Linked DNA regions of Mus musculus: region 1 is linked to region 2. A link is a loop called in an ENCODE intact Hi-C map of the cell type or tissue named here. Cell type or tissue: heart. All regions are shown on one strand. Each heading gives the region's core, and the rest is flanking DNA. Links, peaks and the distances in the headings are about the cores only.

Region 1 (11,187 bases), core at 1,859-9,858, 270 kb before region 2:
TATATATATATATATATATATATATATATATATACATATATATATATATATGCAGACAAAACACTCATACACATAAACTAAAAACAACAACAACTAAGAAAATACCACTTGCAGGGCTGTAGCTATATTTTTATGAAATAGCCATTTTAAGTGGACAGTTGGCATTTTATACAGTGTTATAACCACCTCCAGTTCCAAAGCATTTATGTCACCTCCCAAGTGAAACCAGGTACAAAAGTCTTGCCCACTCTCCCACCCTTGTGAAACTCCATTCTGTCCCTGTCTATGGGGATGGGAGTGGTATCAGACAGGCGCCTGTTTGTATCAACCCTCTAGTGAGGTGTCCTGGAGCTTCAGCCTCCCTGTAGTAGGCACCTGAACTCCACATCTGTTTTGTGAATAGCATGAGCTGTGTTCATGCGCCACACTTGTTTAGCCTTCATCCCATCATGGGCACTTGGACGGTTCTCGTTTCCAACTACGACAGATACTTCTTCCACGAACATTTATGCACACATATTTTTGAGTCCTACTTTTCAATTATTTTGGATTTATACCTAGGAGCAGGATAATGGCTCATATAGTAATTCTATATATTTAACTTAAGTAACACAACAATTTCCCACTTGGGCTGGAACATTGTAATTCTGTAATTCATGTACACAATTGGTTAAAAAAAAAAGGAAAGAAAATACTAGCTATGCATAATGGTATGTGCCTATATTTATTGCACTTGGGAGGTGGGAGGGGAAAGATTGTGCATTCAAGGCCACTGTGGACCACACAATGAAATTCTATCTCAAAATAATAGCCAAAAAAGAAATGGATAACCATGGAAATGCTTAAGTGTAACTCTTGGAAAGCTATGAACAGCATATGTAGTGAAAACACAGTAGTATGAACAGTGTGTGTACTGAACAAAGAAATCAAGGTGGGCATAAAAGGATGGAAGACAAATGGTAACAGTCAAGTGTTGAAAGATCCAAAGATAATGTTCATGGGGATGATCCATGGTAAAATTGTCTGCTCTCCCCTGACCCAGAACAGACTCAACAAATCTGCTGTCAAAATTGTAACATGATTCATTTTTCTAAAACTGACAAAGTGAAATAGGTAAGGGGATTTTTAAAAATGGCAATAAAATGGGCACTCGATGTAGTTGCTGGTGAAGGACTGAATACATAGAGCGATGGAGCAGGATGAGTGCACAGAGCAATGGAGCAGGATGAGTACACAGAATGATGAAGCAGGATGAGGACACAGAGCGATGGAGCAGGGTGAGTACATAGAGCTATGGAGCAGGGTGAGTACACAGAGCGATGGAGCAGGGTGAGTACATAGAGCTATGGAGCAGGATGAGTACACAGAATGATGAAGCAGGATGAGTACACAGAGCGATGGAGCAGAGTGAGTACACAGAGCGATGGAGCAGGGTGAGTACACAGAGCGATGGAGCAGGGTGAGTACATAGAGCGATGGAGCAGGATGAGTACACAGAATGATGAAGCAGGATGAGTACACAGAGCGATGGAGCAGAGTGAGTACACAGAGCGATGGAGCAGGGTGAGTACACAGAGCGATGGAGCAGGGTGAGTACACAGAGCGATGGAGCAGGATGAGTACACAGAATGATGAAGCAGGATGAGTACACAGAGCGATGGAGCAGAGTGAGTACACAGAGCGATGGAGCAGGATGAGTACACAGAGCGATGGAGCAGAGTGAGTACACAGAGCGATGGAGCAGGATGAGTACACAGAGCGATGGAGCAGGATGAGTACACAGAGCGATGGAGCAGAGTGAGTACACAGAGCGATGGAGCAGGATGAGTACACAGAGCGATGGAGCAGAGTGAGTACACAGAGCGATGGAGCAGGGTGAGTACACAGAGCGATGGAGCAGGATGAGTACACAGAGCGATGGAGCAGGATGAGTACACAGAATGATGAAGCAGGATGAGGACACAGAGTGATGGAGCAGGGTGAGTACATAGAGCTATGGAGCAGGATGAGTACACAGAGCGATGGAGCAGGATGAGTACACAGATCGATGGAGCAGGGTGAGTACACAGAGCGATGGAGCAGAGTGAGTACACAGAGCGATGGAGCAGGATGAGTACACAGAGCGATGGAGCAGGATGAGTACACAGAGCGATGGAGCAGAGTGAGTACACAGAGCGATGGAGCAGGATGAGTACACAGAGCGATGGAGCAGAGTGAGTACACAGAGCGATGGAGCAGGATGAGTACACAGAGCGATGGAGCAGGATGAGTACACAGAGCGATGGAGCAGAGTGAGTACACAGAGCGATGGAGCAGGATGAGTACACAGAGCGATGGAGCAGAGTGAGTACACAGAGCGATGGAGCAGGATGAGTACACAGAGCGATGGAGCAGGATGAGTACACAGAATGATGAAGCAGGATGAGGACACAGAGTGATGGAGCAGGGTGAGTACATAGAGCTATGGAGCAGGATGAGTACACAGAATGATGAAGCAGGATGAGTACACAGATCGATGGAGCAGGGTGAGTACACAGAGCGATGGAGCAGAGTGAGTACACAGAGCGATGGAGCAGGGTGAGTACACAGAGCGATGGAGCAGGATGAGTACACAGAATGATGAAGCAGGATGAGTACACAGAGCGATGGAGCAGGATGAGTACACAGATCGATGGAGCAGGGTGAGTACACAGAGCAATGGAGCAGGTTGAGTACACAGAATGATGAAGCAGGATGAGTACACAGAGTGATGGAGCAGGATGAGTACACAGAATGATGAAGCAGGATGAGTACACAGAGCGATGGAGCAGAGTGAGTACACAGAGCGATGGAGCAGAGTGAGTACACAGAGCGATGGAGCAGAGTGAGTACACAGAGCGATGGAGCAGGATGAGTACACAGAGCGATGGAGCAGGATGAGGACACAGAGCGATGGAGCAGGATGAGTACACAGAATGATGAAGCAGGATGAGTACACAGAGTGATGGAGCAGGGTGAGTACACAGAGCGATGGAGCAGGATGAGTACACAGAGCGATGGAGCAGGGTGAGTACACAGAGCGATGGAGCAGGATGAGTACACAGAGCGATGGAGCAGGATGAGTACACAGAATGATGAAGCAGGATGAGGACACAGAGTGATGGAGCAGGGTGAGTACATAGAGCGATGGAGCAGGATGAGTACACAGAATGATGAAGCAGGATGAGTACACAGAGTGATGGAGCAGGGTGAGTACACAGAGCGATGGGGGAGATCAGAGAACCCAGGGAAGGACCCACAAGAATACACCAAACTGACTTCTGGCCAAAGTAACTTAATGGGAGAACCTTTGTAGCAAACAATCCTGAATCATAAATGGCACACTGTATAAGAAGAGGGAGGATTTTAGATTCTAAGAGTAAATGTCGGCTATAACCTAACCAGCCACGGTGGCATAGAACTTGGGGAGGACCACAAGTATGAGGCCAATCTGGGCTATATAACAAGACCCTGTTCAGGAAAGCAAACAAACAATAGAATCCCAAACCTGTAAAATTACTAGAAAAAAAGATGTAACTGCCAATTTTTAAACTTTTTATTGTTTCTTTGTGAATTTCACATCCATGGACCCCAAACCCACTCATCTCCCTCTCTCCTAATACCTGCCCTCCACCGTTGCAACTTTCCCCCAAGAGAGGAAAAAAAAATCTCACTCTGGAAGCTTTAGTGTGTCACAGTGTGTCACAGTAAACCCTTTTGTCCACACTTCTTTGCTTTCAAATGGACTCATGAGTCCTTGGTCTGCTTTGAGGCCTCTGGCTTCTTCTACACCATCAATACTGGAACCTCACTGAGATTCCTCTTGGATACCTTGCCCTGTGTCATGGAGATCGTGTAGTTTTGGATCTGTAGGACCAGCCCCTTTATGGATTCCGCAGTTCTTCAATGGGATAGATTTTGGGGTGTGCCAATTCAAAGCTCTGGATCTGGGCCTGAGAGGTAGATGAGCTGGTCAGCCCTCCAGTTCTGCACCCACACCACTGGAGTGAGCTCCTCTGCCTCGCCTTGGATGGGCCACCCAATGCTGTCACAAGCAAGGGGCTGAGCCAGCTCTCCTGCTCTCATGCCCTCTTGGCTGGCTCAACCACACTCACACCATCAGGGCCAGCTCTCTTGTGCTGCCAAGGCAGGGTGCAGGGCCCACTTTCCCAAGGGCTGTAGCAGGGGAGGGATGAGGCCAATTCTCCCACTCTCATAACCCAGGGGCCAGCACCCCTGCTTGACATAGGTGGCAAGGGGTGAGAGTGGGGGAAGGCATCTCTCCCTGGTCCTTGTCACCATGTGGCAGACAAATTACCAACCAGCTCTCTCACATTCACACCCTCTGGGCCCACTCACCCACCCATAATTCCCTAATCCAGGGTTGGCTCTACTGTGCTTCTTGGGCAATGTGACGAGTTGTGACGGTGGGGGCAATGTCGAAGCTCTTCTAAGTGCTGGCTAGGGGAGGGGTCAGCTCTCCTAATCTCACCCCCACCCCCACCAACTCTCCCATTATGCTCAAGCAAGGGGTGGGGCCTTTGGTGGTAACATACCCTCTGCTGCTGCAGAGCCATGGATCCAGACATGGCCTCCAGTGGCATCACCAGCCAGGACCTCACCATGGTCCCAGGTCCCAGGTCCCAGGTCCCAGGTCCCAGGTCCCAGGTCCCAGGTCCTAGCTACTCACATCAGGTTGTTCCTCACTACCCTCCAGTCTCCAGTTCTGCCTCTCTTCATTGTGCACACATCCTTCTGCTTCTCTTTCTCTTCCGTTTCTCCACCACTTACGTGCTCTTCTTGGTGGTGTCCAGGGTCTCTGTGTGTCTGGGGTCATCTCAGCAGTGGTCTCAGGAGTGCTATGTCCTGCCTGTGCATTATGATACTAGGCATGGGTTGTCTCAGGCATGGTCTGCCCCTCTCCCCTCCAGGCCTGCTTGGTGCCCGACTGGTGGCCATCTTGGACTTGCTCTTTGCCCAGGCCGGACCACATGTCTCCATAGGAGGGTTGTTTATCTGGTGCCCACAGTTCCAGGGTCCCACGCAGAGTTCGTCCAGTCTTTGGCTCACTCCTCACCCTAGGACCCATCTGGGCCTTTGCAACACTAGACTGGTGGTCATCTCAGGCTCACGTGTTAGGCTAGTAATCCTTCAGTTCACAGATCAGAACACTGAGCATAGACATAGCCTCTCTCTTCTCTGCCACCTACTGACTCCCATGTGACACAGCAGCCACACCAGCAGTGCCTCTAGGGGCAGGGTAGCTGCCAATTTTTAAAATCTAGGAATTGGCAGAGTTCAAACTCAACTCCAAATGTATGACCCATCGAAGTAAAATGAGTAAGCTGGACTTCATAAAATGAAAGGGCAGGCAGGGGGCTCAGGCATATAGCTTGGTTGCTAACCGTCCTTGCCTGGCATGCCCTGAGTTTGGTTCATGGTGTCTGCCCATGCTGGCATAGGTTTTCAATCCCAGCTCTTGGAAGGAGATGCTTAAGGTCATCTTTGGCAATATAGTGAGTTTTAGGACAGCTGAAAGCCTGTCAGAGAGAGAGGGAGAGGGAGAGGGAGAGGGAGAGGGAGAGGGAGAGAGAGAGGGAGAGGGAGAGGGAGAGGGAGAGGGAGAGGGAGAGGGAGAAAAAGAGAAGCAGGGAAAGAAGAAGAAAGAAAAGGCAAATAATTGGAGAAAATATTTACAAGCCACACTCTCAACACACAACATTTAGGTGAATGAACAAGAGACACACAGACATTTTTTCCTCAAGAGAAGATACAGGTGGCATGTAGACAAACGTGAAAAGTCCACGTCATCAGCAAGCTAAAACCACAGCAGTGTCTCACGAGGGCAATACAACTATCCAAATGGCCAAGATGGAATGGGACAGCACCAGAAGCTGGTGATATGCTATGAAGCAGTCACTTAGCTGGTCAACGGTGGAAATGCTAAATGGTTTAGCTATTTCAGAAGATAGATGAATAGGCATTTGAGAAATTGATGCCAAAGGCTGAAAATAGCCCAAAAAGGTAAGCAGTATTTCAAAAAGCTACAGGAACATGTGCTTCGGAATACTGCCCAAGGAAAATAATTAAAGGGGAATCACTATTGATACAAGCAATGGTCTCGGTGAATCCTCTTAGGATTATACTAAATGAAAACAAAATAGCAAAATACTAGAGCCAGTAGGACTGTTCAGTGGGTAAAGGTGCCTGCTACCAAGTCGGAATTCAATTATGCCCCAAAGCCACATGGTGGAAAGAGAAAACCAAGCCCTGCCATTGTTCTATGATCCCCACATGTGCATCATAATATGTATGTACTCATACACCCAAACACACACAAATGTAATACAGAATTTTAAAATGTTATTCCAAAGTGCAGCCTGATTCCATCTATTTTAAAAGTCTTGATACATTTCTAGCAATGCGAACAAGTTTGTGGTTGCCAGAGGCTGAGCACAGGGTGGGACGGTGAACAAGGTTGCTTGGGGTGGACCTGTTCTGTATCTTGACTCTATTAGTAGTCTGTTTTCTGCTTACCATAGCTTTTTTTGTGTTGTAGCTCTTCAAGACTGGGGCAAATTGAGTTACAGGTACATGAATCTGCATTATTTCCTCCAGTTATTTATTAATTTACAAATATCCCAAAATAAAAAGTCCAAAATAACAAGTAAGGAACAGCTGTCCCCAAAAATGTAAATAATAGTCTAAGCAAAAAGCAGAAGGCTAAGAATGAACAGTGCCCTGCAGGTGCACAGTACGGTTGTTCTGGCTCCGTCTTAGCACATCAGGCTCTTAGAATCAAAGTTTTCCTTTCAGTCACTTAGCTGCAGCACTGCAGCACACTGCAGGAGGAGGGAGGCCTTCACGCATGCAAGAACACAGTTCTTGCAGTTTCGGTTTTGCTTTTCTCAGAGGGTCAACTTCATGCGAGTTTTCATAACCATGACTACATGTGGCCAAAAATCTCAAAGCACTTTTGTTTAACTGTCAAAAACGTTTAAAAATATTTATTCGGACGGTTTATTAACATGTTAATTCCTTTACGTAATTCCTTACAGTAAAGGAAAAGGCTCTAGAATATTCGTGGTCAAGAGAAGACTTAACGACAGAGGAGGAGAAAGTCTCCGTCTCTGAAAGTAGATCAAACTGAATCTTATTTTGATCTTAGTTTGCTTAGTTTAACAGCCTTTCTGCCCGGGTCCCGGCATTGGTTGTGGTTACAGGCGCTGGGTGGCACTCTCAGGGGGCGGGCCTTGGCTCTCCGCGGCCGTGGCAGAGCTGGCACGACGAGTTCCCAGGGTGTCACCCCTGGGCGAACTGCGAGGCCTGCCCACTCCCACTGCGCAGTGGCCGCTCGTCCGATGCAGTGTGCGGCGGCTCCTTCCCGGGAAACGAGACAGGGGGGCAGCGCTACGGATGGTCCCCGCCTCCTCCGCCCGCTCCGCCCTGTTCCCTCCCCGGAGCCCACCCGAGCCCAGGCGCGGCCGGCCGTAGACACAGCCAGCTCCTGATCCCGGACCGCGAGCGGTAGCGCCCTCCCTCCCAGCTGTTGTCCCGCCCGATCCGCGACCCTAGTCCCCGGATCCCCTTGCTGAGAGTCACCGTACTCCAGGGCCAACTGAGCCAAAGTCCTGCCAACTTGGTAAGTCATGGGGGTTGGCGCCCGCAGGCTCTGTAACCAGCTGAGGAAATGTAAGGCTGCTGTGGAAGAGCTCTGGCTGAAACTCCAGGGGAGAGACCCCCGCCTCCCACCCCTCACCCAGAGTGTCAGATGCAGCCCTAGTTCAGAGATCAGCGGAATCAAGATCCCAGTGTGATCTAAGGCCTGCGTTTTCAGCCCGCCTGCCTGCAACTTAAAGTGTAGCAAATCCAGACACCCAGACTATTCGACAAATTAATTCTGTCGGAATGTCTAAACTATTGCTTCAGAGCTCCCTTGGTGATTCCAATGTGCACGTAGGGTTAGGAGTCTGAGACCAATGGGCAGGCAGCCTTCAAAAGAAAGTGCCTGCTGACCTGGACCTTCCTGAGCGCGTGCTGCAGACAGGCTGGCTGCTTCCAGGAACCTCCTATGGTCCTGGAGCCAAAGGAGAACTTCCCTTGAGTTTCATGGGATACAAAAGAAGGAAGCAAGACAATGCTTGCTTGGCAGAGTTGCCCGAATATCAAACTGAAAAAAAGTCCTCGAGTGTGCAGTGTTTTCATAGACTGTAAAAAGCATAAAAGTGGACAGACTGCAAAGCACCTTTGTTATTTGCCTAAGTTATTGGTGTTCGAAATTGCCTCGGGAGGCCAGAGAACCCTTGACAAGTGCCCTCCATCCTTTAAGGGTGAAGCCAAAGGTATAGAATGGAGTCTGATTGCCTTCCTAAAAGCAGCCTTCCTGCTTTAGATGTTAAGGATACCTGGAGTGTATGGGTAACTTCCAGGACATCTGTTGGAGAGGAGAGGTTCCTCTGTTGTACCTGGGAGCAGAGATCTGTGTGGTAGTTGTGATCCAGGAGCCACTGGAAAACAGACAGGTATGCTGGCCAGGAGAGAGGCAGACTAAAAACCCAAGGCAGAGAGGTGGGAGAGGGAGGACCCTTGCAAAGGTCACAAGAGTTTTGTTTTTATTGAACATACACCCAGTAAACCTGGTTCCAATCTTTGATTCTGTCACTTGAGTGATGTGATTGGCTGCAAGTTCAAAATGATCCCTTCGAGCCTCTCTTTTCTTACTGGTAAAGTCTAGACAAAGTGAGGCTTAATACAGATTAAGGTAACATCCACCCCACACCTTATGGTCCCTGGCAGGGGCTCTGTTACTAGAAGACAATTATCTATTTGGTATAGCCACTATGATGGAGTGTGTCCAGAAACTGTCTCCCTTAAAGCCCCACTCTCCTGCTCTTCTATACCAAATATATTCTTTTTTTTTTTTTTTTTTTTTTTTTTGGTTATTCGAGACAGGGTTTCTCTGTATAGCCCTGGCTGTCCTGGAACTCACTCTGTAGACCAGGCTGGCCTTGAACTCAGAAATCCGCCTGCCTCTGCCTCCCGAGTGCTGGGATTAAAGGCGTGCGCCACCACTCCCGGCTCCAAATATATTCTTAAGAAAGGTGGGCTGTCAGCAGGACTCACAATTTATGCTGCACACATGGCTCTCTTGCTGGCAATAGCCTGAGATATCGTACCCAGCGTTCTTGTTCTCCTCTTGACTCCTGGCCAGGGACTCGTTCATCAAAGACAGTCAGGAATCAGTAGAAGAGAATTCCAAGTCCTGCCTGTACTGATGCCTGCCTCCCAGCTGAAACTGCTACCCAGCTGCCTCATTCTGTTGGGACTGTCACTACCAGAGCATAGGTGATAGTATTGTTTAGATAAGACATTCAAAATATAAACTGTAAAGCCACAGAGGCACGAGGTCAAGTGTCTATAAGAGTCTGTGTGGTCACTGATATTTGCTTCAACAAAAATACCAAGGCTCTGTCTTTTATCCAAAGGAAGGGTTCACTGATGAAATGGAAGGCATTTGATTCCTAGGATTTGAATAACAGTTTCTTCTACCCCTTTCCTTTGGAAGGTTTTAGACAAGATGAAGTTAGGAAACCATGTATGTACTCGTTCTGAATTGTTACCACAATGAGCTATAGGCATTTCATAAATTTCCAGTCTTGTTGTCTTTGCTGTTCTGTGGAAAGCTAGTTGCGTGCCCTGTAGCAGTGTGCTCTTAGCCACCTACATGTTGTGACTGTACCTATGGAGGCTCAGAGAGCAGTTGTTTCATCTAAACTTGACCCTGTAGTAAGAGAAGTGGTGTCTTTTCAATTAACTAATGGATTTCAGCCAGGGCTAAAATAATGGCCAGCACGAGACTCCCTGGTCTGGATGCTTACTTAAACTTGAATTTCATCTGGATTTGGCAGGCACCAAACTGGGCAGAGAGTCCTCTGCAGAGTCAGCCACAGCAGGCTTGCCACCACCCTCCCTGTTTGCCTTACTGCCAACCAATGGAACGGGCTGCAAACTGATGGGGCCCTATCCTGGCCTTTGATGGAAGAGTCCCTAAAAGAGATCCACTTCTTTATAGCCAACAAGGGAATGAAGTACCATCCTTTCTTAAAACCAACAGACTACTCAGGAAACTCGCTTTAGAATTTGTTTTGGTGCCAAGTGGTTTCCCTCTAAAACAACAGAAAGCTATATTTTAAAGGAGTGATACATGATTGAAGACAAATGCCCAGGGAATAATCCAGTGAGCACCTGATTAGCACCAGGTCTTGGTACATCATTGCTGCGTGATAGAGACTGTGTTGGAGAGACTGAACCTAAGATTTTATAAATGCTAGGCAAGAGCTCGACCACTGCGCTATAACCCTGCCCTCTTCTTACTTTTAAAATCTTGAGTCAGAATCTCACTAAGTTACAGAGGTTTTGGGTTGTAGCACTTTAACCTTCTGAGCAGCTGGAATATATCTGTGTCTATACCTATATGTTTATGCTGTATGTCTATGTCTAGCTGTTTATATGTAGAGATCACTCTTTCTATAGAGATATATATCCTTATACATCTCTATATGGATATATAGATATAGTAGACATATCAACACATATTTCTTTCTGTTGCTACGTATTTTAGAATGGAGATGTCCCTTGCTGTTCTGCTGTATTGTCACCACCACATAGGTTAGGGTTGGAAGAGGTAATTGTGGTAGTTGATGGCTCAGTGTGGATGCTTTCACAGCCATGTGCCATGAGCTAAGACAGTCACACATTACTGAAGAAATGTCTTTGGTGTTAGGAAAGCTGTGAGAAGGTGAAATTTTATGTGTGTTATTCCAATTCCCAGAAGATTAAAAATGCAAAGACCAAGAACCTCTGTGCTGGCCGGGCGTGGTGGCGCATGCCTTTAATCCCAGCACTTGGGCAGCAGAGGCAGGTGGATTTCTGAGTTCGAGGCCAGCCTGGTCTACAAAGTGAGTTCCAGGACAGCCAGAGCTATACAGAGAAACCCTGTCTCGAAACAAACAAACAAACAAACAAACAAACAAAAAAAGAACCTCTGTGCTGTGCTTCATCTTAATACAATCTTCATTTTTTTCCAGGACCCACAGAGCAAACTTTCTGGAACTAGATAAGAAGCTAGGCTTTCCCTTGGGGACAGATAGTCTCTGTATACTACAGGAC
Region 2 (11,187 bases), core at 1,211-9,210:
TACGTATGCCTCCTGTCTGGATGTCCTTTTCCTTCCCTAGACTTGGGGGATTTTCTGCTTTTATTTCCTTTAATGGGTATGTATTCCTTCAGTTTTTAACCTTAGCCCCTCTTTCTAGTCCATGGGTTCTAGGGCTGGTCTCCTGAGAGTGTTCCCGAGTTCTCAGATGATGTGTTTCATTGACTATGTGCATCAACCTTGATAATTATTTTTCCTTTTTTGTTGAGTCTATTGGTAAAACTCTTCACTCTACTTTTTGTTTAGTTCACTGAGTTTCTCATTTTCGAATTTGCATTTGCTTTGTTTTCTTAAATCTCTACTTCTTGCTTGGATTTTCTTTCACGTTGCTTTTTCACCCATTTTACTGACTTTCTCATTGAGTTTGCTCCCTTTGTGTCCTGGATATAATTCATATGCTCGTTTGTAATCTCATGGAGTCACTGATTTTTCTTCTAAAGTTTTGAGATTATCACCTTCCATTTTAGCTATTTCAGTATATTTGAAATCCATAGTCAAGACATTTAGAGCTGTGGTACTTTGTCTTTTGTGCTTGTTGTATTTCTCTTGTGTATGTGCTAGAGTGGATAGTCTTCCAGTTTTATTTTGGGGAAACTGTATTGTGAGGGCTGCTCTGAGGACTCAACCTCCAATGCCACTTACCAAAGAGAAAACATGCTTCTAGGATGGCCAAAAATACCCATATAATATATAGAAATGCACTTGCAATGAGATGGATTGGCTGGTAGACATGTTCTCTGCGCAAGCCTGATAACCAGAGAGTGGTCACAAACCCCACAAAAATGCAATGGCTTGCACTGTAAACTCAGCGCTCCCACACTGAGATGGGAGCTAGAGACTGGATCTAGTGGTTTGAATGAAAATGGCCCCCACTTGTCTATAGGGAGTGGCACTATTAGCAGGAGTGGCCTTGTTTGTGTAGATGTAGATTTGTTGGAGGAAGTGAGTCACTAGGGGGTGGGTTTTGAGGTCTCAGAAACTAAACCCAGACTCTGTGGTATACTGTGTCTTCATGCTGCCTGCCTATTGAGATACAAAACCCTCAGCTCCTTCTCCAGCACCATGTCTGCCTGCATGCCACCATGATTCCTGCCACGACGATAATGGACTGAATCTCTGAACTATAAGACAGCCCCAATTAAAAGTCATGGTGCCTCTTCACAGCAGTAAAAACCCTAAGTCACAGGAGAATCACCTAGAAGTGTGGGGGCCAGCTAGCCTGGAGTATGCCGTGTAGCAGGAATAAGAGACCTTGTGTTAGGAAGGTGGAAGGAAAACAGATTCCTGAAAGTTGCCCTTCTGATATTCACACATGTGTACTTGCACCGAAGTTAAAGAGGAAGGCTACTGGGATGGGGTGTCTAGGAAGGGATGGGGAAGAGCTAGAAGTGGCTTCTCTGTGTCCTAAAATCTTGGAGACAACCAGTTGTATGCATGGGGGGGGGGGGGGTTGTCACTTTTGAACTCATCTTTCCTATGGTTTGTGCTGGTGTGGAGACAGGATGCCCACCGGAGCTATCTTTACTTGAAGAGCTTCCCTTCTTTGAATATCAGGGCCACTGTTAACTGAGCAAATTTTCTCACTCTGAAGATTTCCCAGATCATGCTCAGCTGGGAGTGTCTCCTATGTGTATTCTGAGTGCAGTAAGTAACCACAATGCTGAGATCTGTACAGGCAGAGGCCAGGTCTTCATGCTTTCACAATCTCTTAAATAATAATCAACCAGCTGGGGATGAACTATATCTATATCATCTATATCTACATCTACATCTATATAGTTTCTTTGACTTAGGGTTTCACTAAGTTGTCCAAGTTGGTTCTGAACTCATTACTTATTACAGAGCCCAGTGTGGCCTGGACTGTGATCCTCCTGCCTCAGCCTCCTAAGCAGTCAGGTTTTAAAGGCATGTCCTGTAAACCATTCCTAGCACATGCTTCTGTTTTTAGGATCTGTTATAATCCCTGTCAAGTGTCTCCTTAACCTTTCTGAGTAGAGGAAGCCAAGATGTAAAAGACCAAATTTCTGTGGGAATTAAGAGTCAGACTCAGAAAAGAAACCTTTCTTTGCAACTTTGTGGTACAGTTCGCTCAGAAAACCTGGCCCGCTTTATGGTGCTTAGAATGTTCCTGTCACCATGGCGCTTTATTAGGCACACCTTCTCAGTTCCACTCTCTCTGTGCCACCGTTTCAGGAGCCAGACAAGCATTGCTGGGGGCTTGGCACATTCTCCATCGTCATTTACCAGGAATCCCCAGGCCCTATTAGAAAGATAAGCAGAGCCCCAACCATCTTTCTGGGCATCTGTAGAAATGAACCTTGCATGCAGCCAGCTCAAAGGTGAAAAGAATGTGGTTTGAAATGGGGTCCTTCCCACTGCCGATGCACAAGGCTTAAAATGACAAATGTGCATTCCTGTCACTGGGGAAGCAAGGTGCCAGGTCTTGCTGGACTACACCTGGCTAAGTCTGGGCACACTGTGAAGGCTGACAAGTGAGTGTTGAACTCCACGGAACCTGACCCAGGTTGGAGGGCAGCCTTGTCTCCCTGCTTCTGTACTTTGGCTGAGGGGTTGGATCTCTGCTGCACAAATGTTCAGGGGAGTTGGAGGGAAGGCTCTCCATCAGGAAGAAAGGCAATAAGCACCTGCATGTCCCAGTGAAGGGCCATGAGGAGGACAGAGGGAAGGCAAGCAGGCTGTTTCCTTAGCCTTGACCAGGCCTAAGCATTCTCTTCAAAGCCCTTTCTTCTAGCTGCTTGCTAGTCTGTGCCAGGGCCTGAAGATTGGAAACTTTATTTTCATGTTGTCCAGCAGCAGACCTAATCTCTGGTCAAGGGCAGGGCAAGGATGAAACATTGTCAACATTCCATCCGGTGCTCAGGCCCTGCAGAGCTGATGAAAAGGACACTGTCCCATTCCCACCCCCTCATCCAGTCATGCTTAGAATGAAGGCAGAACCCACCTTACTGGGGAGAGTGGAGTAGTGGGCAGAGCTTCAGAGCTTCAGAGCCTCAGGGCCAGGTGGCCTGGATCTGAAAGTCAGTCCTTATGCACTTAGATCTGTGTGATGTTGTGAAAATTGCTTAATTGCTCGATGCCTCTGTTTCGTCATCTTGAAAAAGACAGTAGACAGACAGACAGACAGACAGACAGACACACACACACACACACACATCCCTACCCAAAAACTATTGAGAAAAGGAACGAAATTAAAAGAAACTTAGGATGTAACAATCCCAGCATTGGGCAAGCTGTGGAGACTTAAGTGTCCAAGGCCTTTGGCTACAAGGCTAGCTGAAAGCCAGGCTGAGCTATGTGAGACCCTGTATTTTTTTTTTTAAACAGAAACAAAAATGGTTTAGTGTGTAATAGGCGCATACAGCTAGAGTCTACTCACTTAGCACTGTTTAATTCATGAGAACAAGGACTGGAAAGTCACCAGGCTATTCTGGAACTAGGAACTACACCATGCAGTCTACACTCATTAGGATCAAAAAGCCATTGTCTTGAAATCTAATCAGTCAAGTCAAGTTACTAAGCTACAAAGTGTTAAAATGTTTTACTGGGGAGTCTGGGGAATATTTTCATGTTTCTGTCACTATCCTTTCTCCATGTTTGTGTCCTGGGTGTATTCCAGTCCCTGCCAAAGAGCCATATTCAATGACGTTTGACTGTGGTGTAGGTTATGTTTCCTTGGGAGGCAGGAACAAGGAAAACCTAAACAGACCAGACAACAGAAAAGGGGAGAAAACATTCCTGTGGAAGCTTCCGGGGGACTCCAGACGCCCACTTCCTTTTAGGACTGGAGACATGTCCTGTGAAACCTGAGGCATCCCTGCCTGAAGCTCTGCACCTTATGCTTGGAGTCCTGGTGTCCAGCAGTTTAGTCAGCCACGCCCATCTGATCCTTCCTCATCTGTCTCGCCCGCAGGCTCTACACAACCTGTCTTAGGTTCTCCTCCAAGCCCATGGACAGCGGCAGTGTAGGCACAGTAGCAAATCCCACAGGCTGACCAGCAGCAGAAAGTGTCCTGAGCTGAGTCTGCCCAGTACAAGATGTAAGCCAGCTGTTGTTTCAGCTGTCAATCGGCAGACCGTTTGATACACGGTCGAGGGAGCGCAGAGATAGATCAGAAAGACAGGGCAGAAAATAACTGGAGTCAGAGATTAGCAGGCTGCACTGAAGAATCACATTTTCGTCTCTTGTGCTCTGGGTGCCAACTGCCTTTCTGCCCCACCCTGGCTGGTTGCTCCCTGGGGCTGTACCAGTTAGGAGGGTGTGTGGCCTCTGCTTTAGGAAGTCCTTTGTTTATACTGTGCTGACCTCTAGAGGCTTCCAATTAAAAGACATCCCGGAGGACCCACATCACTTTGGCATCTACATCCACTTTGGGGCTGTTTCCCTAGAAAACAAAATGCTAGGTTCTTTTCACACTTCTTCTTTGGCTGCTAATCATAGCTTGCCCATTTTATTTTTATTTTTATTTTTATTTTTTATTTTTAAAACGGCACTGTTTTCCATTCCAAAAAAGGGGCAAGGTGCTTTAGAGACTCGGAGGGGCTTTGTGCCTCTTAGGGTATCAAAAGGAAAAGTATCAGCTGGTTCCAGGAGCATTTCAACCCTGCTTCCAAGCTACCAGACGGCTAATCCTGACAAACAAAGGAATACTTGGTCGACTAACTCAGCAGGACTCTGGGCTAGATACCCAGCCTTGGAGTCTCCAAATACTGGGGTGTGGGTTGTTTTTCCCTCATGTTGTGAATCCACCCATGTGTGCTCAGCAAGCCCTGAGGATATTGAGGTACCCACCACACCTGGCTGACTTCACAATGGAAACAAGAGTGTTTATTACGCTAGGAACCCCGTCCTACCATCTTTGCTGCAGTTTGAATCCTGTGATTTACTATAAAGAGAAGGGGTATTCGGCAAGGCAGGAGGACACCTCCAAGCGTTTGAGCTAATACACAGCTGTGGATCTTCCCTGGAAAGGGGATCCTGGGAAAGCATGGCCGGCGGGTCACCATCACTGCTTTATGGGACCTTGTGGCACTCCCTCCTCTACAGCAGGGCTGTGCAGGTGTTCTACTGATGCTCCTCCCCCAAGGGAAATCAGAAATGAGGTCCCCACGCTTACTCTTACCCATGAGAAATCAAAAGGATGGTGGGAAGCTGGGGGAGGGGGCGGTGGTGAGTAGCGCCATACAGACTGTCAAGGAGGGACCTGTCTAGGCCAGAACCTTCCTCCTGCCAGATGATTTCAGAGATTAAGGGCGGAGAGAGGAGAGATGAGTAAGGCCGAGCCTGTGTGATCAAGTCATAGAAACAGGAATTTTCTCATGATAAAAATCTGTCTCCATGGCCCTTCTGGAGCCAGTTTTTGACCAGAGGACCTTAGAATGTGCACACACAGCTTTCCTCTGGACTTGGAATCTTCGGTCAAGACCAAGGACCTCCAATGACATTAAACACCACAGCCTCAAGCTGGGGCTGCTAAGCCGTTTTCGAGTTTAGAGACCCCCTCACTGGAAGCGAGAGACTGGATCTTTAAATAAAGAATGAGACTTGGCTGTCAGCTTTCAGGGCTCCTTCTGACATGCCTTTGTCTAGTGAATCAAGGCAGCTGAGAGCAAGGTGCCGAGTGCAGGATAGAGATTGTTAATTGTGGCACAAAGCATTCCTCACTAGGTTTGCAGAAAGAAACTCTCCCATATGAAACCAGTACTAGTTTAAAGGGAGGTGACAAATTGCTAAACACTAGCCAGAGAGCATTTAGTTCCCAAACGCGTGAATTACCAATCTTCAATCCCACCTTTGATGTAACGGCTCCCTCCCGCCCCAGTGCCCTGGCTTTTCCTTTATAAATCACACACAGTGTTCTGTAACCCGAATCTGTGAAAAGAGTAAAGACGACAAATAGCACCAGGGCTGGAAGGCTCTTTAATAGCAAGCGTATGGTAATTACATCCTTGGATGTGGTCCTTGCTCTCATGGGAGGGAGGAGGAAGCAGATGGGACAAGGTGCAGAGAGAATTTACACAGTTCCCTCTGAAGCATCTAACAAAGGACACAGTTTTTGGCAACCCATTTCACAGTTTGTCATTTACAAGAGAGCTCTCTGAAAGGAAATACAGACTCAAAGAAAGCACACACATCACACAGGAAAAACTCACTGTCTAAAAATAAAAATAAAAAACAGAAACAAACAACAAAGTCCCTTGCTTTTGTTCCTTCTGATTTGCTTCTCTGGAGAAATCTCACTTGTACACAAATAAGCACTGGTCTGAAAGCTGGGTTCGGATTTGCCCAGCACTGAATATTTATTTTAGTGCCTTTTAGACAGCTGGCATGTGTATAGAGCGTTGGTCTCTGCCAGTTCAAAAGGTTCTGGTTAAGGTAGAACCTTGAGATACAAAAAGGAAAGCCCAGGGAAAGGTTGTTTATGAAGCGCACACTGTCAGCTTTCCCCCAATACCAGACGACTTGAACACAGTCCTAATCAAACTGGACGTGAATTCCTATGTAGCTTGGGACACACCTTTGACTGCTCGGAACCTCTCAGCCTGCAGTGTGGTGAATGGGGTTTCTAACAGGAAATGCTCCAGGTCATGGCCGTGGACCACAGGCTGCCAGCGTCCCAGCAAGTTTTACAGCTACTCTGTACAAAACCTACTCTGTACGAAACCTAAAAGACCTCAGCTTCTCACATCTCGCTAGCTACCATCAAACCAAAGTGACTTGGTTTGTATGAAGGAGGAGTGTTTCTAATGTAAATACATTTTATGCATCTCTGGAGAGGATGCAAGAAGCCATGCATGGCATCTCCCTCAAGGTTTGTTCCAGAGACAAGAGCCCCCACCTGAGTTTCACTGACACCAGAGCACCAGTGGAGGAGAGAGCAGGTATGGCCCACACTCTGTTGTCACAGCCCCTTGAGCCAGTACTCTTGAAGGCGAGCTCCCCTGGCAAGCGGCTGATTTTATTTTTAAGGGGAGGAATTCCACCAGGTGTGCAGGACACTTGCTGTGCCTCTGGCTTGGCAGGGGGCATCATGAAAGTCACAGAGCCATTACCAGCATCCTCTAAGCAACCAATTCTCTAGAGACAGCCAAGGACACAAGTCGTCCTGTGTCCCAGAAGGTAAGTGTGGGTGGGCTATGTGCTTTGTTTACAACTCGGATGGATGGAGACCTAACTCTTCACTGCACCTGTCCACCTGCTCCCAACACACATTAAGTCTTGCCCATCCCTACGTTCCTCTCACTGGAAAAAAAAACCAGATTTGATTCAACTGTTTCCCAACTGGTGAGTTTTAACATGCAACAACTAAAAGTTCCAGTCTGGGATCACGACACCCTGAACATACGTTTTGTGCTCGGAGAAGAAACCGAAACAATATTCAGAGACATGCATTGTGCTACAGAACAGTTCTGCCTATACTGAGCAGGGGTGGTAGCCCCAGACCCAGTCTGACTTAAGCGCACTGAAAACCTAGTTCAGGCATTAGCATGAAGGACAATTTCCTCACGTAGCAGACAGTTTGTGCTCTGGTCATGGAAACACAGAATGTACCCTGTGCTGCAGAGAGCCCAGGAGTCCCAAGTGGACCCTTCGGTCTGACTGAACCCTAGTGATGCTAGGCACTGCACTGGGCCTCACGCTGCGCCCTGGCTCTGTTCTTCGATGTCTGAAGACTGCTTGGCTCAGTGCCATCACCAGGCAGAGGAAAGTAACCTGACAGATAGGAGGAAAATGTCTCCGTGGATCACTCAGTGATAGGATCCGCCTCTTGAGTGCTGTCAGTGGCTAGTTCAGATTTCAGCTGGTCACATCGGTCAGCATGCCATCAGTCCTTCCCTGTATGTTTGCTCTCACTGTCTCTGTCTGCTACCTACCAAGCCTTCACTGTCACTTTCCTGAGTGATAGGACAAGCAAAGTGTTCACTGCCATTCCCCTCCAGCTAGTCTTCACACTAGTCTCCCCTCTTGGGTTCCCTGCATACCACTTCCAAACCCTTCAGCATAGTGGGGCGAGGAGCGGCTCTGCCTGACACTGACATTCAACCGAGACAAGCCATCTTCTGGGACCTCTGCTTACCCACCTCTCAAAGTGACAGAATCTCATCAGTTGCCTGGGATAGAGCCCACCCCAGGCTCCAGGGATCTGGATATCTGCTGGCCACCATATTCTAAAGTAGCTGCATGGCCAGCATCTTAAAGACACCATCTTTGGCAAAATTACAAAGTATCTCTTTCCCATGTCCCTCCGTGTCCTGGGCTGTTGCTCTTCTGAACACACACTTCCTTTCCTACGCAGCTGCATTAGGATAGTGTTCAAAGCTAGAAGAGTAAATCGCCCTGTTTCATAGAGAAGTCACATGACTTATCAGAGTCCTGCAGTCAAAGGCAAGTGTCTCTCCTAACTCCCAAAGACCCTTCCCCCATGCTATGGCTGCCACTAGAATGCCTGCCTCCGCAGGCTGGGAGGGGTCACATCTGTCTCACTGTGGAACGGGTAGGCTCGGGTGTGCGCACAGGCCCACCCTGGAAGGGACACACACAACAGCAGAGGGAAGGAGGCTGGCAAGGACGATGGATGTGTGGATGCCTCTGGGGTTTGCCGTGGAAATCAACCACATCCAGGGATATTCTCTCTTCCTCACCCCTGGGCAGAAGAGGAGAGTTTTTAGCAGCCCGCTGCACCACTAGGAGGGGGTCTTAGCTCAACTTGTACAAATAGAGAACATTAATGTGATAACACCGAGTATATCTGGTCAAAGTTTAAATACATTTTTGATAAAAATTCATCTTATATTAATGTTCAAACACATGTAAATTTAGATTTGAAGCCTCTGTGTATAAAATTGCAGGTTACCTCAGAATGGAGCAAACTGCTCAGGCATCCTCATTTAGCCATAAAAGCCATATATTTGTGTGACCAACCATATGTAAAAGAAGGTTACCTGCCCTGGACAGTACCTACAAGACAGAGAGCTCACTCTCCCTGCTGTATGCTCACAAAGTGGGGCGATGGGCAGGACTCAAAGGCTGGACCTTGCACCCTGGAAGGAGCACTCAGTGTGACATTGCTAATGGGCTACTTCAAGAGAACTCACTTGGCTTGGTATTAGTAAGTTTCTTCCAGACAATAAAACACACAGGTACAAAAGCACAGATGGAAACCAGTGTGTGACATCACCCAGCAGCTGAAATCTACAATACACCAAGGAGCATGGGACTCTTCGAACTGCCCCTGCATTAAACAGAGAATGCCCATACACGCTGGCCATCCACACAAGCTCCTGTCAGCGCAAGTGGTCGTGGACATCTCCTTCTTCTTCATCATCTCCTTCTTTTTTAAATTTAAAATACCAGCAACATAAGTGGTGTGGGTGTGCGTTTGAAACACGCCCACACTCGATGCACAGAGCAGTCAAGCACTGTCAAGGGACACTTGCACCCTAAGTTATGAGAACCTGAGACACGCGTGGAAGGGTCTCACAGTGGCATCAGAGAATATCTTGCTAAGTACTTACTGGCTAATGATGAGAGCAGTCACGCCTGGGAGTTGTCTGTGTGTCCTGATCATTAACTCACCCTCTTGCAACCCAAGCGATCTCGTAATTAAGATTCTTACTTTCAGGTCCCTTTAAAAATTTCACTGCAAGTAGGTCCCCTAGAGTAATTAATTATAATTTTAAATAAATTAACTCACTGGGAGCCCCTCTTGACATTCTCTAAAGAATAAAAGATTAGGAAAGCAAATGATTTCATTTTATTAATATTTCTATCCTAGTTTCTTTTCCTGTTAGATTTACCTATGGCTTCAAAGCTTAAGGGGCACTTGCTCAGATCCGGGCTGTTCTCACGATTAAGTAAGCTGCCGTCTCGTCATAAAGAGAAAAGGTTACTGTTTCATATGCAGGCTTATAGACAGTGTCAAGAAACCAATCGTTTACATCTTTCACCCCATCTACACTTTCCACTATTAGAATTTAAAAGCGGCTTTGGAAGCAGCATGCTTTAAAAAAACTATCAAACACCCAGGAAGCATCTACACTGACCAGTGGCTGGCGGCTGCGCGCCCGGGGAACCAACGCAGACAGTGGTGAACTCCCTGAAGGAGCCTCAGCCGCCCTCACCCTCTGCGCTTGCTCATGCGCATGCGCATGACTAGATATGAAAACTCATGCTTTCTAAGCGAAGCCTTTCACTTACGGACACTTAAAAGGTACACAAACAGTGCAGGCTGCGTTTCTCCTCCGTCATGCTTTTCCTCAGCAAGGTCACCTGTGAGGACTCAGAACACATCCTTAATACATTCAGAGTTCTCTACATTCCAGTCAGGAAACATTAATCCTCCAACATAAACTCGAGAGGGAACAGGCAGCCACAACACGGACGGACTCTAACTTCAAAGGGGCAAAAGCTACCAAGACATCTCCATAGAGACCCCACCAAGGTGGGGCGGCAATTCCGGTCACTGCCGAGCAAACCTCGTCACAGATATTGTGTGGTCATTTAAAGGGTATTTCATTTTCATTCTGATGCCAGGAGCGGGATGTCCTGTTTTGAAGTGCTAATGCAAAAGGGCTACCCCAGGAGCACCGAACTCTGTCCGGAGGACCGGACCCCATGGGGTGCACAGGGCTTACTCCCCTTCTGCAAGGTGACCTAGGAGTTTACTGCTGACTGACCCCCATTTGCGGGTGGTCCGCCTCTGGCTCCTCCTCCTCCACATCCGCACTGTACTCTTCAAACGCGTCGTCATCTGCGTCTGGAAGCCCCAGCAACTGGAGAGAAGAAATTGGACAAGAAAAGCAGCAGCTGTAAGCATTGCAGGCAGAAGCCCAAAGGCGTCACACACCCAAATTCACCTGCTTAGCACTGCGAGTGCAACCCTGGACTCACCTCCCCCACCTGGGCAGTTACAAATTTAACAGGGAACACACTGAGTCTTCATGGTCTGTTGATTCCACTGGCGACCTTGGGGAGGCACGCCCCCGCAAACCACACATGTGGTAGATGTGCATGCCTCTCCCACGGTGTTGGTGAGTCACACCACAAGCATTGCCTATGTCCCCAAATCAATCCTCTGCTAAATTCCTCCCCCACCCACCCCGCAACACTTGCAGTTATTTATGATAAGTGGCACATAGACATATGATGAG

The links. A loop is a pair of places that touch in the nucleus more often than their neighbours do. Peaks named below come from ENCODE experiments on the same cell type or tissue, not always from the same donor. Only the 100,000 strongest peaks of a DNase experiment are listed, where the experiment ranks them.
Region 1: a loop joins it to region 2, with 2.9 times the contacts of the local background. A loop is called at or near these places in 3 of 42 quality-filtered maps.

Annotation. Positions count from the first base shown.
Region 1 is chr6:54,968,742-54,979,928 of GRCm38, reverse strand. Nod1 (nucleotide-binding oligomerization domain containing 1) reads left to right here and starts at 7,317. Exons shown (of 12, transcript NM_172729.3): 1 at 7,317-7,660. Gm24230 (a small nucleolar RNA gene) reads right to left here and starts at 5,278; the gene lies at 5,150-5,278. In heart, for the core only: CTCF peaks have their summits at 5,246 (motif pointing left) and 6,861; DNase peaks (open chromatin) are centred at 4,118, 6,858, 7,408, 8,038 and 2 weaker places; H3K4me3 peaks cover 1,616 bases; H3K27ac peaks cover 870 bases; H3K27me3 peaks cover 1,091 bases.
Region 2 is chr6:54,698,602-54,709,788 of GRCm38, reverse strand. Mturn (maturin, neural progenitor differentiation regulator homolog (Xenopus)) reads right to left here. Exons shown (of 3, transcript NM_001289740.1): 3 at 5,934-10,809. The coding sequence ends at 10,699. Among named protein-coding and RNA genes, the nearest start is that of Mturn, 23 kb to the right of the region's middle. In heart, for the core only: a CTCF peak has its summit at 4,349 (motif pointing left); a DNase peak (open chromatin) is centred at 4,218; H3K4me3 peaks cover 689 bases; H3K27ac peaks cover 642 bases; H3K27me3 peaks cover 4,092 bases.